2 separate regions of the Homo sapiens genome follow, and region 1 is linked to region 2. Evidence: chromatin contacts called from ENCODE Hi-C or POLR2A ChIA-PET data. All regions are on one chromosome and are shown on one strand. The core of a region is the stretch at or near the end of the contact, and the rest is flanking DNA. Distances in the headings are between cores, read along the strand shown.

Region 1 (7,569 bases), core at 2,927-5,426, 260 kb before region 2:
GATGAATCTTCCAGAGGAAAGAACAGGCAGCAATCTTTGCTGTTCTGCAGCCTCCACTGGTGCTACCCAGGCAAACAGGGTCTGGAGTGGACTTCCAGGAAACTCCAACAGACCTGCAGCAGAGGGGCCTGACTGTTAGAAGGAAAACTAACAAGTAGAAAGGAATAGCATGTCCACTCAGAGACACCATCCGAAGGTCACCAACATCAAAGACCAATGGTAGATAAATCCATGAAGATGGGGAGAAACCAGCATAAAAATGCTGGAAATTCGAAAAACAAGAACACTTCTCCTCCAAAGGATCACAACTCCTTGACAGCAAGGGAAGAAAACTGGAAGGAGAATGAGTTTGATGAATTGACAGAAGTAGGCTTCAGCAGGTGGATAATAACAAATTCCTCTGAGCTAAAGGAGCATGCAAGGAACCTAAGAACCTTGAAAAAGGTTAGTTGAATTGCTGACTAGAATAACCAGTTTACAAAAGAACATAAATGACCTGATGGAGCTGAAAAACACAGCACAAGAACTTCATGAAGCATACACAAGTGTCAATAGCCAAATCAAGCAAGCAGAAGAAAGGATACCAGAGATTGAAGATCAACTTAATGAAATAAAGCATGAAGACAATATTAGAGAAAAAAGAATGGAAAGAAACAAGCAAAGCCTCCAAGAAATATGGAACTATGTGAAAAGACCAAATCTATGTTTGATTGGTGTACCAGAAAGTGACGATGAGAATGGAACCAAGTTGGAAAACACTCTGCAGGATATTATCCAGGAGAAATTCCCCAACCTAGCAAGACAGGCCAACATTCAAATGCAGGAAATACAGAGAACACCACAAAGATACTCCTTGAGAAGAGCAACTCCAAGACACATAATCGTCAGATTCACCAAGGTTGAAATGAAGGAAAAAATGTTAAGGACAGCCAGAGAGAAAGGTTGGGTTACCCACAAAAGGAAGCCCATCAAACTAACAGCGAATCCGTCTGCAGAAACCCTACAAGTCAGAAGAGAATGGGGGCCAATATTCAACATTCTTAAAGAAAGAATTTTCAACCCAGAATTTCATATCCAGCCAAACTAAGCTTCATAAGTGAAGGAGAAATAAAATCCTTTACAGACAAGCAAATGCTTAGAGATATTGTCACCACTAGACCTACCTTACAAGAGCTCCTGAAGGAAGCACTAAACATGGAAAGGAACAACTGGTACCAGCCACTGCAAAAACATACCAAATTGTAAAGACCATCAACACTATGAAGAAACTGCATCAATTAACGGGCAAAATAACCAACTAGCATCATTGCTAGTTGAATTGACAGGATCAAATTCACACATAACAATATTAACCTTAAATGTAAATTGGCTAAATGCTCCAATTAAAAGACACAGACTGGCAAATTGGATAAATAGTCAAGACCCATCAGTGTGCTGTGTTCAGGAGACCCATCTCATGTGCAGAGACACACACAGGCTCAAAATAAAGGGATGGAGGAAGATCTACCAAGCAAATGGAAAACAAAAAAAAGCAGGGGTTGCAATCCTAATCTCTGATAAAACAGACTTAAACCAACAAGGATCAAAAGAGACAAAGAAGGCCATTACATAATGGTAAAGTGATCAATTCAACAAGAGTTAACTATCCTATATATATATGCACTCAATACAGGAGCACCAAGATTCATAAAGCAAGTCCTTAGAGACCTACAAAGAGACTTAGACTCCCACACAATAATAATGGGAGACTTTAACACCCTACTGTCAACATTAGACAGATCAACGAGACAGAAAGTTAACAACGATATCCAGGATTTGAACTCAGCTCTGCACCAAGTGGACCTAATAGACATCTACAGAACTCACCATCCCAAATCAATAGAATATACATTCTTCTCAGCACCTCATCGCAATTATTCTAAATTTGACCACATAATTGGAAGTAAAACACTCCTCAGCAAATGCAAAAGAACGGAAATCATAACAGTCTCTCAGACCACAGTGCAATCAAATTAGAAATCAGGATTAAGAAACTCACTCAAAACCACACAACTACATGGAAACTGAACAACCTGCTCCTGAAAGATTACTGGATAAATGACAAAATTAAGGCAGAAATAAAGATGTTCTTTGAAATCGATGAGAACAAAGACACAACGTACTAGAATCTCTGGGACACATTTAAAGCAGAGTATAGCAGGAAATTTATAGCACTAAATGTCCACAAGAGAAAGCAGGGAAGATCTAAAATCGACACCCTAACATCAAAATTGAAAGAACTAGAGGAGCAAGAGCAAACAAATTCAAAAGCTAGCAGAAGACAAGAAATAACTGAGATCGGAGCAAAACTGAAGGAGATAGAGACATGAAACACCCTTCAAAAAATCAATGAATCCAGGAGCTAGTTTTTTAAAAAGATCAACAAATTAGATAGACCGCTAGCCAGGCTAATAAAGAAGAAAAGAGAAAAGAATCAAATAGATGCAATAAAAAATGATACAGGGGATATTACCACTGATCCCACAGAAATACAAACTACCATCAGAGAATACTATAAACACCTCTATGCAAATAAACTAGAAAATCTAGAAGAAATGGATAAATTCCTGGACACATACACCCTCCCACGTCTAAACCAGGAAGAAGTCGAAACCCTGAACAGACCAATAACAATTTCTGAAATTGAGGCAGTAATTAATAGCCTACCAACCAAAAAAAAGTCCAGGACCAGACGAATTCACAGCTGAATTCTACCAGAGATACAAAGAGGAGCTGGTACCATTCTTTCTGAAACTATTCCCAACATTAGAAAAAGAGGGAATCCTCCCTAACCTATTTTATGAGGCCAGCACCATCCTGATTCCAAAACACAACAAAAAAAAGAAAATTTCAGGCCAATATCCCTGATGAATATCCATGCAAAAATCCTCAATAAAATACCGACAAACCGAATCCAGCAGCACATCAAAAAGCTTATCCACCACTATCAAGTCGGCTTCATAACTGGGATGCAAGGCTGGTTCAACATATGCAAATCAATAAATGTAATCCATCACATAAACAGAAGCAATGACAAAAACCACATGATTATCTTAATAGATGCAGAAAAAGCCTTTAACAAATTCAACAGCCTCCATGCTTAAAACTCTCAATAAACTAGGTATTGATGAAACATATCTCAAAATAAGTTACCACAAGTTGCACAATGTGACCTTCAGCCATTATCTTCATGGTCCTGGAATGTGTGATACAAAGAACAATGTATAGCCAACCACTAATCAATGTTTTTTTTCTGTAAACCAATGAGAATTCCTGATGAGCAACTTTGTATAATCCCATTCCTGTCCCCCCTCTTCACCTTTAGAAACCTGCTTGTAACAAAGGCCAAATGGGGAGCTCATATCCAAATTTACTGAGGTCTGAGTTTTCTGGGCAACTGTTCTTACCTTGGCTTAAGTAAACTCTTTAAAATTATACTTTGTTCCTCAGCTTCTTCCTTTAGGTCAGCATGTCAAAATTACCATTTAAGTGTCATTATCAGTTTATTGCTCCTATGGATTCTGGTCCAGGTAAGCTGATCTCAGCTATGATTCTCTGTATTTGCTGGTGTCTCCAGATTTCAGGATGACAGTTTATTTTCTGACCTCAATTTTCTGAAGGTTTCAAGAAAAGCAATTGATTTTTCATTTTGTTCAAGATTTTTTTTGTAAAGATGGAAGTGACTATTTCCAAGCCCTCTATGTGTCAGAGATGAAAGCAGAAGTCGAATTTATTTTTTTATTTTATTATTTATTTTCTTTTCTGCTCCCATACTACAAGGAGAATTTATTTTTTAAAAAACAAAACTTAGCATCTAAAATTCCTTCTATGCCATATATTTATGTAATTGTAACCAAAACTTAGACATATTAAAATTTTAATGAGTTTTTTGAACATTTAACAATTCATGAATTACAAGCAGTTTAGCACTTTAGAAAGAGGGTGTGAGGGCAAAACTTTTATAAGGTGCTCATGGAAGCAAGACAAAGAAAATATTTGATTCATTAAAGTGGAAAGTCCCTAGTTAAGGGTTAGTTGGCAGTATCTGATCAGTTAAGCTAAAAGTTTCATTTTGCTATTTACGATGAGTTGGGTTTCAGTTTGCTTATATAGTTGGAAGTTTCTGATTGGTTAAGCTAAAAGTTTCATTTCACTATTTACAATGAGTTGGGTTTCAGTTTGCTTATGTAGGACCTAAGGCCTAAACCCATCTCAGCCTAATGGCCTCTCATTAATTTTGTAACACAAGTTTTTAAATCCAAAATACCTATGTTACACATATATATATATTATGTGTATATATGTACATACAATTTATTTATCTTTCCTTCAACTGTTGGATTTGAACTTTTTCTTGCTCTTCATTAGAACAATAAATATTCTTTTTTATGAACTTGTGTCAGTTTCTTTATGGCATAAACCTAGAAACTGAAAATCTAGATTAGAGACGTGAGTATCAACTTCTCTAGATACTAATTACTTTAACAACTTGTATTTCCAACAAGAATCTGAGAATTCTGTTTAACCTACTTTTTATAATACTTTTCCTACATAATGAATGTGAAATATTACCTTTTTGTAATTTTGACAAGTATTCCCCTTATTACTAGTGAGGTCGAGATATTTTCTTATATTTATTGGCCATTCAGGTTCTCTCCTCTATAAATTGATTTTTTACATATTTTAACCATTTTTCTATCAGGCTGTCATTTTGTATTGATTTGTAGGAACTCTTTCTATGCTGAATATTAATTCTTTGTTGATTTTATAATCCTGTGTTGATTACGTAACTTACTTTTTCTCCCTTATATGGTATCTTCTGATACAAAAAGTTTTTTTAATGTATAAAAATGTATTGGTATTTTCCTTTATGGTTTGTATTTTTGTGTCTTGTGGCAAAATTATTTTTCAATTCTCATGTTTTAAATGTTTTCTTCTGAAATTTTTTCCATTTCATATTTAGGTTTTTAATTCAACTAAATTGTTTTGTCAATTTCACCATGTAATTCAGTTTTCACTTCATATATTTCAAGGCTATGTTGTTACACACTCACAAATTCATTATTATTATATTCTCTTGGTAGAATGTTTTTTATCCCTATCAAAGTTTTCAGTCTTACATTTTATTTTATTTTAATATTGATATATCCTTTGTCTGGTTATTATTTGCCTAGTATATTTTTCAATACTTTCTTTCAAATCTCTGTGTAGTTTTTGTTTTAGTCGGATCTTTTATAAACAACATATAGTCAACATGATAGACTGTACTTCAATAAGTGAATTCAACTTATTTACATTCACTGTGATAACTATATATTCTTTTTCCTTTGTAATTCATGTTTTCTGTTTACCATCTTTCTTCCCCATTTCTTTTTTATTTCTGTTCCTCCCTTCTGGTAGATTAATAAAGTTTTCTACATTTTTTTTTATCTCCTACTCTCATGGAAACCCTAGACTATATTTTTCTTCCCTTAGTTGGCATCCTATATTTTTAATACATATATAGTTTTATTTTAAAATCTGGAATTAATCCACATCTTTATAGTCCTCCTAGAACACTACAATGCTTTAACATCCCTTCATCAAAGCACACACATTCAACCCTTTAATCAATTTGTGTGCCTCCATTTTTCTTAATGTTGTGTGTGACTCCAATTTTTCAAGTCATTTGTCATCCCTCTAAGTCTACTTCTCTTCCTATTAAAGTACATCAAGTAATCAGTTCTCATTGAAAATCAATTAGTGGTAAATTCTAAAGAAATGTGTATGTCTGAAATGTCTTAATTTTGACCTTGGAATTGTGGTTTACCTGAGTGTAAGTTTCTAGGCTGATGAATATTTTCTCTCAAAATATTGAATATATTACTTCCTTGTCTTTTTTCATCAGTTGTTTCTGATGAAAGTTCTGTACTCAGTCTTGTATAGATAATTTGGGAATTTTTTCCTTTGAGAGTTTGAAATTTTTCCTTTTTATACTAAATGTTTTTCAGTTGCATTATGCTATGTCCAGCTATGGATTTATTTTTATTTTATTTGTAATTTTTAAAATCTCCAGGATAAAAGTTCATGTCTCTCTTCAATTCTGGGAAATAGCAGAAGTAACATATGTTACTTTGCCATTATTTTCCTTCTTCACTTTTTCTGAAACAACAATCAGACATTTGTTGAAGTCTCTCAAACTCTTCACCATATATTTTAATTGTCCTTTCACATATTTTTATTTCTTTTTTCTCTGTGCTTCATTTGGGTAAATTCCTCAGAAACATCTTTCAATACACAAATTTTATTTTTTTTTAACCATAACTGGAATTTAGCAAACCTATTGAATATACACATATATGCATAAAATACATATAAGATGTATGAATGTGTATATCATATATAAAGTACATATATAACATTATGCATATATTATATATAATACATATGTAATGTAGACACACAATTTATATATATAATTTCCAAGATTTTCAATTAACTTTTTCTTATCTATCTTTAATTTCAACTTTTTAAAATAATTTCTTGTTCTGTTTTTATTAATATCCCTACATTTATTTCTTTGACAATCCTAAACATGCTTATTAAAATGTAAATTTATTTTTATTTGGAATGAATTCATAGTTAATTTTGTCTGTCCTTTTTGATCTTAGCTGCTTTGTGTGTTTTTGAATTTTGTTTGTGAACTCTTAAGTGGATTCTCTGTCTTTTTTTTTTTTTTTTTTCAATCTCTCTTTCTTTCTTTGCCTGTTTACCAGTCCCAATTTGGCAGATTTGCAGTTGCCTCCACCTGGCATCCAAGATGTTCATTGTGATGATATTGAAGTCATCACTGATGGAGTCTCTGGTGTGTTGGTTCAGTTCCTGGTTGGTTCCCGATTGTGGTATGATGTCAGTGTTCTCACGACTTCCTGAAGAAGCCCAACTTCACATAAAGACTGATGGCATCCCTACCTACTGTGCTGTGGCTGTCCAGTGATTACCTTGTGGCCTGTTGTCTCTGTACGGATAATTCTCTATGTTGCCTTTGTGATCCCTCCAAGCTCCCTGATGAGCATGGTCCTGAAGTGTAACAGCAATGCCTTCCTTGCTCTTAGTGGGCAGTATAAGCCCATCACACAGTACCATTTCTTGTTTACCAAGTCACCTCTTGGTACTGGTATGGTGGGACTCTTGGCCAACTCACTTCCATGACTGTTGAAATCATTATTTGTGGTTTCTAAAGGACTTTTTTACACATAGCCTTGTCTTATATGATCTTAATAGGATTCCTGTCATCCTCATCTGAATAGATGGAGAAAATGAGAAAAAGAGCAGTTAAATGTCTTGGCCAAGATCACAAGACTAGTATTTATATTGACGAGTCAGGACTTTCCAGTCCTTCTCATAGGGAAAGGAGGCAGGGAAATTTTGGGCAGAAGAGAGTGGGTCCCCAGTGAGGACCCCACCCTCAAGCCTGGAACTGTGGCCCAAAGTAAGAACTTGCATTCCTGTTTTCCCCCTCAAATGTTGCCTTTTCCAAAACTACCCATG
Region 2 (7,750 bases), core at 167-2,666:
CAAAAACAGGCAACATTAATTTATAGTAATAGGAATCTGTGCCGTGGTTACCTTTGGAGGAAGTAACAACAGGGACAGGAGCACATAGTAGGCCTCTGTGGTGGTGTTAATGTTCAGTATCTTGCTTTGTGTCAAAATCAAGCTGTAAAATTAAATTTATGCCCTTACAAGTCCATAAATTAAATTTAAATTTAATAAGTGAAACAAAAGCTATATCGTTGCCTAAATCAACCAACCATAAAGTCATGAGTCATAAAAATTCCCAAATTACTTTTAATCCTATCATTCCTAACCCTAAAACAGTGAGGCCCTCCTGATAAAAAGACGCACTCTCATTACAGACAGTCCAATGCTCTTCCTGTGCCCAGCACATTATTAATAATTAATAACTAATATTTTAGTGCCAGACACCACACTGACTAAATAGTTATTGTGGATGAATATAGTTAGGGTGGATAATAGTGTGGACTAAATAGTTAGTGTGGATTAATGCAAATCATGCATTAATATATTGAAATCTCCCAATAACCCTTAGAGATGGCTATTATTAAGCTACTCTATAGATGAGAAAGTAAATTTTCACAAGGTCACTATATCAGTCAATATCTTTCATTACAATTAAAAGAGACCAACTTTCGTTTAAGCAAAAGGGAATGTGCTTAAAAGGGCATTGCAGAACTCCCAGAGTTGCCAGGACTGCCAATGTGAGGACTCTGTAGCCATGAACAATACCCCAGATCAAGTAATGGAGCTGGTCCAATGTGAAAACACTGTCTTATTGCCCAGCACTGGTGAGTGTGGCCCACTCTGCCACACTGCCAGACCTGGAGCCCAGACACGGGCACTGGCAAGTCTGCCACTGCTCTGTGGGAGCTTGCCATAACTTCTGCCACCAGCACGACCAGCAAGAATGACTCTCAGTTCCCACTGCAGCAACCAAGTGCTGAGCACATGTTTCATGCCCTAAGGCAAAAAGGAATATATGCACTTAAAAAATCCCAGGTTTGGAAGGTGGCAAGTGGGAATTTGAACCCAGCTGACTTGGTTCCAAAACCAAAGGCTCAAATTTTTGCGAGGCTGTCTACAAACGGGTGATGTTACTTTACCATTTAAAGGACCAAATGAGGCAAGCAAATCCAACAACAAGCAAACCCAACAACACTTCATGTCACTGTGTCACTATCAGAAAGATTCAAAAATGAATTGCTTGACTAATTTATAGACAGAACAAAACTATTTATATGACAAATAGGGCTGCTGGAAATCACCAAGTGCTTTAATAAAGGCAGACAGGGAGGACCCCATATGACAGCTCATCCGAGAACCAGAACTGCACCATGTGGGGCCATGTGGCTGCATGCTGACTCAGAAGAGGGGTGGGGAAGGAGGGCCGCTTCTGATTCACCAAGACCACATCCTGCCCCTCCTTCATTCTTTCCCCTGGAAGCTGCATATCAATCTTCTTAGTGAAATCTCCCCAAAGCATGGGGCTCAGGTATTTTCAGCAAACGTCTGTGAACCTAAGAGTCCCATTTTCCAGGAACATTTGGCCCTGCTTCTTTTCAATGGCATTTAGGTGTGAAGTTGACTATGACTAAGTGTGAAGCTGATAGTCTGCACATGAATACTCAGGGCTTGATTTGGGTTATTTAGTTTTCCCTGTGTTTTCTTGGGCACAAACCAATATCTAACATCATATATATATATATATATATATATATATATATATATATATATATATATATATATATATATATATATGTCCTTTAAAAAACTGGCTTTAGCTGGTTTAAATCAGAAAGAAAATTCTTAAACACACAATACCAGTTAGGTAACAACTTGGGAGAAATGTGTTCTTTCTGACAATCGTGTAAATACATATTCATTATCATCAAAGACTAAACAAGCATGTCATCCTGCTCTGATTCATCTTAGGAAAACATGTGGTAGGCAATTCAAAATCCTTCAAATAAAGAATAAAAAGAGGCAAGGTCAAGTTTTTTGTTAAAGGAAATTTAGTAAAATTAGTGTATTTGTGGACTTTTTAATTTTGTTTGCAGTTTTGAAGGTTGGGGTTTTTTGGGGTTTTTTACTTTTGTTTTGGGCTATCATTATTATTATTGGTTTCTATGAAGGCAGTAGTGGGAGTTAGGATTAGAAAGGTTGTGGTAGTCAATATATGGAGGACTTTGAAAGGTTAGGGATCTGATCTTTATTCTGTAGGGAGGGAGTAATTCATAAAGGTTTTTTATCTACTTTATTTTTACAATTTTTTAGCCAAATAGAACAAAGAGAAAAGTGTGGAAATTTTAAGTAAATTTAATTTTTTAAATCACACGTTATGCAATCACCATTCATGTCAAGAAATAGCTACCAGCACCTCAGGAAGTTCCCTTGTGGTATTTTTAAATTTAAAAAATTATCAACTATAACCAAATAGAGTGAAAACGTAAAACATGTATGTTCTGTTTAACATGTCATTGCCATCAAGGTCAAGAAGTCTAAGATCGAAAGCACCCCAGAAATCTCCTGAGTTTAACTTTGAAATCTCCTGAGTTTAACTTCGAAATCTCCTGAGTTTAACTTCCAAATCACAACTTTCTCCCTCCGCATCCACCATTCCCAAACCATAAGGTAATTGCTACCCAAATATTTGGAATAACCATTTCTTTGTTTTACTTTGTTTTTACCACCTAGGTATGCATTGCTAAATAAGATAGTTTAGTTTTGCCGTTTTTGAACTTTGTTCAGATACAATCATGCTTGATGTTTTCTTTGTTGTTTTGCTTCTTTACCCAACAGTATTTTTGAGGAGTCATCCATGCTGATTCTTGTAGTTCATAGTCAATTTCTTTATTATAAATAATCTGTTGCATGAATATATCACAAGTTATTTATCCATGCTATAGTTGTTAGACAGTTAGTGGTTTCCAGGCTGAGGCTATTACAAATAATGTTAAGGCATTGTCTGTGTGTATGTAAGGGAAAAAGAGAGAGAGGATTAAGATGTATCTAGTAGTACTATGCAAGCTGAACTCAGATAGGGAGGAAAGAATCACGGAATTTAGTTGGGAGACTCAACCATAACAATCAAACATATGAGCTTAGTGATTAAAAAAGAAAGTAAGAAAGGACAGATTCCTAGCAGGAGTTCCCATTAATCTGCATTTTTGCCTGCTTTTGATGCTATCCATAATTTTAAATGTTTGCTAAAATAATAAGGAAAAATTAGCTATTGCTTTACATTTCAGTTCCCTAATTAGTAGTGAATTTGAGCATTCTCTTGTATTTTTTCATCAGACTATGAAAATTTGTGTGTAAATTGCCTATGCATATCCTTTGCCCATTTTTCTATCAACTAATTCTTGTCTTTCTTGCTGATTTGGGGGAACTCAGTAACTTCTGAATATTAATCCTTTGTCTATTACCTATATTGTATAGATATTTTACTTGCATATTGCTTATCTCTGTTCACAGTGTCTTTTGCTGTATGTAAATTTTTAATTTGTATATATGATGACTTTTTTGAGGTGTTACCTTGGCTAGGCTACAATATCTAATTATTCAATTAAACATCTAGTCTTAGTTTTCTTGTGAAGGTAGTTTGCAGATATAATTAAAGCCCTTACTCAAGTGACCTTAAATAAGGGAGATTATCTTAAATAATCTGAGTAAACCCGATTAAATCAGTTGAAAAGCCTTAAAAGTGGGACCGAGGCTTCTCCCAAAGGAATATGAAGTTTCACACTATGATATTCCCTTTCTAAAGACCTTCTCTACTGATTTCAGACTTTCTTAGTAAGCCCCAACAATCACACAAGCCAATCCATATGTGTGTGTGTGTGTGTGTGTCTATCTGTATGTGTACACACACATCTCTATCTTTCTATACATGTATCTATCTATCTGCATCTATATCTGTCTATATATATGTGTATGTGTGTGTGTGTGTGTGTGTGTATTTAAATTTGAATTTGTATTTATAATTATTCTCCCTGCTGGTTCTGCTTCTCTGGTTGAACCCTGACTGATACAGTATAATATTTTTACATAGTCAATCTATCAATATTCTCATTTATAGCTGCTGGGTTTTGTGTCTTGCTGACTTAGTCTTCATATAAATATGTTTGTAAGTCATGATTATACAGAATTGGTAGTAATGGCTAAAGATTGAAAAGCCCCTTCACTCCTCTCTACTATTTCTTCCCCATCTAGAAGTAACCATTGTTAATAAGTTGGACTATATTTGTCAAGCCTATTTTTTATACAAAAAAATAGCCCGTGTGTGTGTGTGTGTGTGTGTGTGTGTGTGTGTGTAAAAGTCTACAAAGTGAGCTGGAAGAACACATCCCAACTTAATGACAATGATTACATGTAAATGAGAAAAAAGTGGTAGACAGAAGTGAAAAGGGACTTTCAGCATTTTGTACTTTTGATTGTCTAAATCTTAGATAATGAGAATCTATTTGTATTTAAGTGATTTTTATATTAAAAAAACTTCATAAAAATTATTAATAATGATTCCATGATTCCAATATTTCAAATTTGGGTAAGCCAAGAGATAATGGTTCCATTGAGATAAATAAAAATGCCAAAAACCAGATGTTTACTTCAAGAATTACAAACTCCAAAGCCATGCTTAAATGCATAATAAAAGACAATAGGAAGATTGAATGTGGTGTCTAGCTAGGAGCACATGCTTGACCTAACTTTCAAAAGTCTACGGACAAATAAAACATATCTACAGGCCAAATTTGGCTTTTGGGCCATAGCTGTGTAACCCTTCCAACGATATAGGAAAAGAAGAGGTTGATTTCAAATCAAGAACGATAGAATTTGAGCCTTAGAGATGTTTTTAAAATCATAAAAGCTAAGACTCCAGTAAAAACAACAGCATAATTTGGTAAGAACTTGTTCCTTTTGAAAGGTGTATTATAGATACACACTCATGTTGTTTAAGAATTTCATCCTATTCTGATTTAATTTTGGCTGAAGGGCTGGAGCAATACAAAATTCTCTTCATCTACTTTCAGATAAATAGGAAGAGACACATTTCTCATAAAGACAATTTAGTAAGAGCTCTATTAAGTTTAGGAAACTGAGAAATGGCAAATTTTGAATTTTACAGTGTGACATTTAATAGAAGCTTCCATTAGAAATACCATACTTAATATCAAATGTTTTTTTTTAAAAATGAGGGACAGCAACATGGCCAGGACTCAGCATTTATCTCACACTTGTCAAGGTATAACTGTTGAGCAGACACTGTAATGGATAACAGCCCACAAATGTTTACAGACCAAAAATTAATCAATGTAATACATCATATCAATACAATAAAGAACAAAACATGATCATCTCACATGATCATCTCAATAGAAAAGGGAAACATTTCACACAATGCAAGACTAAAATATTGTTTATAAAAAACTAGGAATGGAAGGGAACTTTCTCAGCTTGATAAAGTGCATATATGAAAAACCCACAGTTAATACATGTTGAGCATCCCAAATCTGAAAGTCCAAAATCCAAAATGCCCTAAAATCCAAAGCTTTTTGAGTGCTGACATCACGCTCAAAGGAAATGTTCACTGGATCATTTCAAATTTTTGGTTTTTTTATTTGGGATATTCAACTGGTAAGTACAATGCAAATATACCAAAATCCAAAAAAACAACCACCAAATCCAGAACACTTCTGATCCCAACTAGTTCAGGTAAGGTATATACAACTTGTGTAATACATAAGGGTGAAGAACTGAATGTTTTTCCCCTAAGATCAGGAACAAGACAAGAGTGATTATTCTCACTACTTCCATTTAACATTATACAAGGTGAGCCAATTAGGGGAGAAAATGAAATGAAAGCAATAAAATTTGAAAGAAAGAAGTAAAATATATGTATACATGACATGATTAAGTCATCATGATTCAGAAAATCCTAGATAATCTAGCAAAAACTATTCAAACTAATAAGTTTTGCAATGCTGCAGGATACAAGATCATTATACAAAAATCAATTGTATTTCTACACACTTGCACTGAACAATCCAAAATGAAATAAAGAAAATAATTTCATTTCTTATAGCATCAAAAATAATAAAATATTTACAAATATATTTAACAAAGGAAGTGAAAAACTTGTGTTCTGGAAAGTATAAAATATTATTGAAAGAAATTAAAGACAACCTAAATAAATGGAAAGACATACCATTTTCATAGATCAGATACCATGAATACACCCATGTTCATGGGCAATATTTCCCAAACTGATCTACAGATTCAACTCAACTATTCAAACCATTCAATGGACAAAGAATAGACTTTGTAGCAAATGGTGCTGAACCCTTGCCTCACACTATGTAGAAAAATTCACACAAAATAGATCAAAGACCTCACTGTAAGAACTACTATAGTTTCATAAAACTAGTTTACAAAATGAAAACTATAAAACTCTTAAAAGAAAATATCAGCTTAAACCTTTATAACCTTGAGTAAGAGAAAAGTTTCATAGATATGACACTAAAAGTACAAGCAACAAAGAAACACATGGATAAATTGGATTACATCAAAATTTAAAATTCTTGTGCTACAAAAGTTATCATCAAGAAAGTGAAGAGACAACCCACGAAATGGGAGAAAATATTTGCAAATCATATTTCTGATGAGAGACTTATACCTAGAATATGTATAGAAATCTTATGATTCAGAGGTGGCTGGCAAGATGGCCAAATAGCAACAGCTGCAGTATGAAGCTCCCAGTGAGATCAACACAGAAAGCAGGTGATTTCTGCATTTCCAACTGAGACAGTGGGAGCAGCCCATGGAGGGAAAGCCGAAGCGTGGTGCAGTGTCACCTCACCCAGGGAGCACAAGGGGTCAGGGAACTCCCTCACCTAGCCAAGGGAAGCCGTGAGGGACTGTGCCATGAGGCATGGTGCATTCTGGCCCAGATACTACACTTTTCCCACAGTCTTCACAACCTGCACACCAGGAGATTTCCTCAGGTGCCTACACCACCAAGGCCCTGGGTTTCAAGCACAAAACTGGGTGGCCGTTTGGGCAGACCTCGAGCTAGCTGCAGGAGTTTTTTTGTTTTTGTTTTTGTTTTCATATCCCAGTAGTGCCTGGAACATAACCGAGACAGAACTGTTCACTCCCCTGGAAAAAGGGATGAAGCCAGGGAGCCAAGTGGTCTAGCTCAGCAGATCCCACCCACACGGAGCTCATCAAGCTAAGATCCACTGGCTTGAAATTGTCGCTGCCAACACAACAGTCTGAAGTCAACCTGGGATGCTGGACCTTGGTGGGGGGCGGGGCATCCACCATTACTGAGGCTTGAGTAGGAGGTTTCCCCACACAGTGTAGACAAAGCTGCTGTAGCCAGACTGCCTCTCTAGACTCCTACTCTCTGGGTAGGGCATCTATGAAAGAAAGGCAGCAGCCCCAGTCAGGGCCTTACAGATAAAACTCCCATCTCCCTGGGACACAGCACCTGGGTGAAGGGCTGTGGGCACAGCTTCCGCAGACTTAAACATTCCTGCCTGCCAGCTCTGAAGAGAGCAGCAGATCTCCCAGCACCGTTCTTGAGCTCTGCTAAATAACAGACTGCCACCTTAAGTGGATCCCTTACTCCCATGCCTCCTATCTGGAAGAGAACTCCCAGCAGGGGTCAACAGACACCTCATACAGGATAACTCTGGCTGGCGTCTGGCAGGGGCCCCTCTGGGATGAAGCTTCCAGAGGAAGGAAC

Evidence for each region. A loop is a pair of places that touch in the nucleus more often than their neighbours do. ChIA-PET counts read pairs that join two places held with the same protein, here RNA polymerase II (POLR2A). Pooled maps may share reads with other maps.
Region 1: a loop to region 2 is called in a pooled map, with 4 times the contacts of the local background. The contact joins two enhancer-like sites. A Hi-C loop is called at or near these places in 2 of 37 single-sample maps with no recorded cell type and 7 of 50 pooled maps. POLR2A ChIA-PET finds 5 or more read pairs at or near these places in 1 of 52 experiments (activated T-cell).

What each region holds. Positions count from the first base shown.
Region 1 is chr7:93,162,223-93,169,791 of GRCh38, reverse strand. No RefSeq gene overlaps it. Among named protein-coding and RNA genes, the nearest start is that of SAMD9L, 18 kb to the right of the region's middle. RefSeq lists an enhancer at 4,034-4,103. Within about 2 kb of position 4,176, at least 4 of the 41 ENCODE cell types and tissues checked have a DNase peak (open chromatin) inside an H3K27ac peak, as active enhancers do.
Region 2 is chr7:92,898,122-92,905,871 of GRCh38, reverse strand. All of the region lies in intron 1 of CDK6-AS1 (CDK6 antisense RNA 1), which reads right to left. Among named protein-coding and RNA genes, the nearest start is that of CDK6, 65 kb to the right of the region's middle. Within about 2 kb of position 1,416, at least 4 of the 41 ENCODE cell types and tissues checked have a DNase peak (open chromatin) inside an H3K27ac peak, as active enhancers do.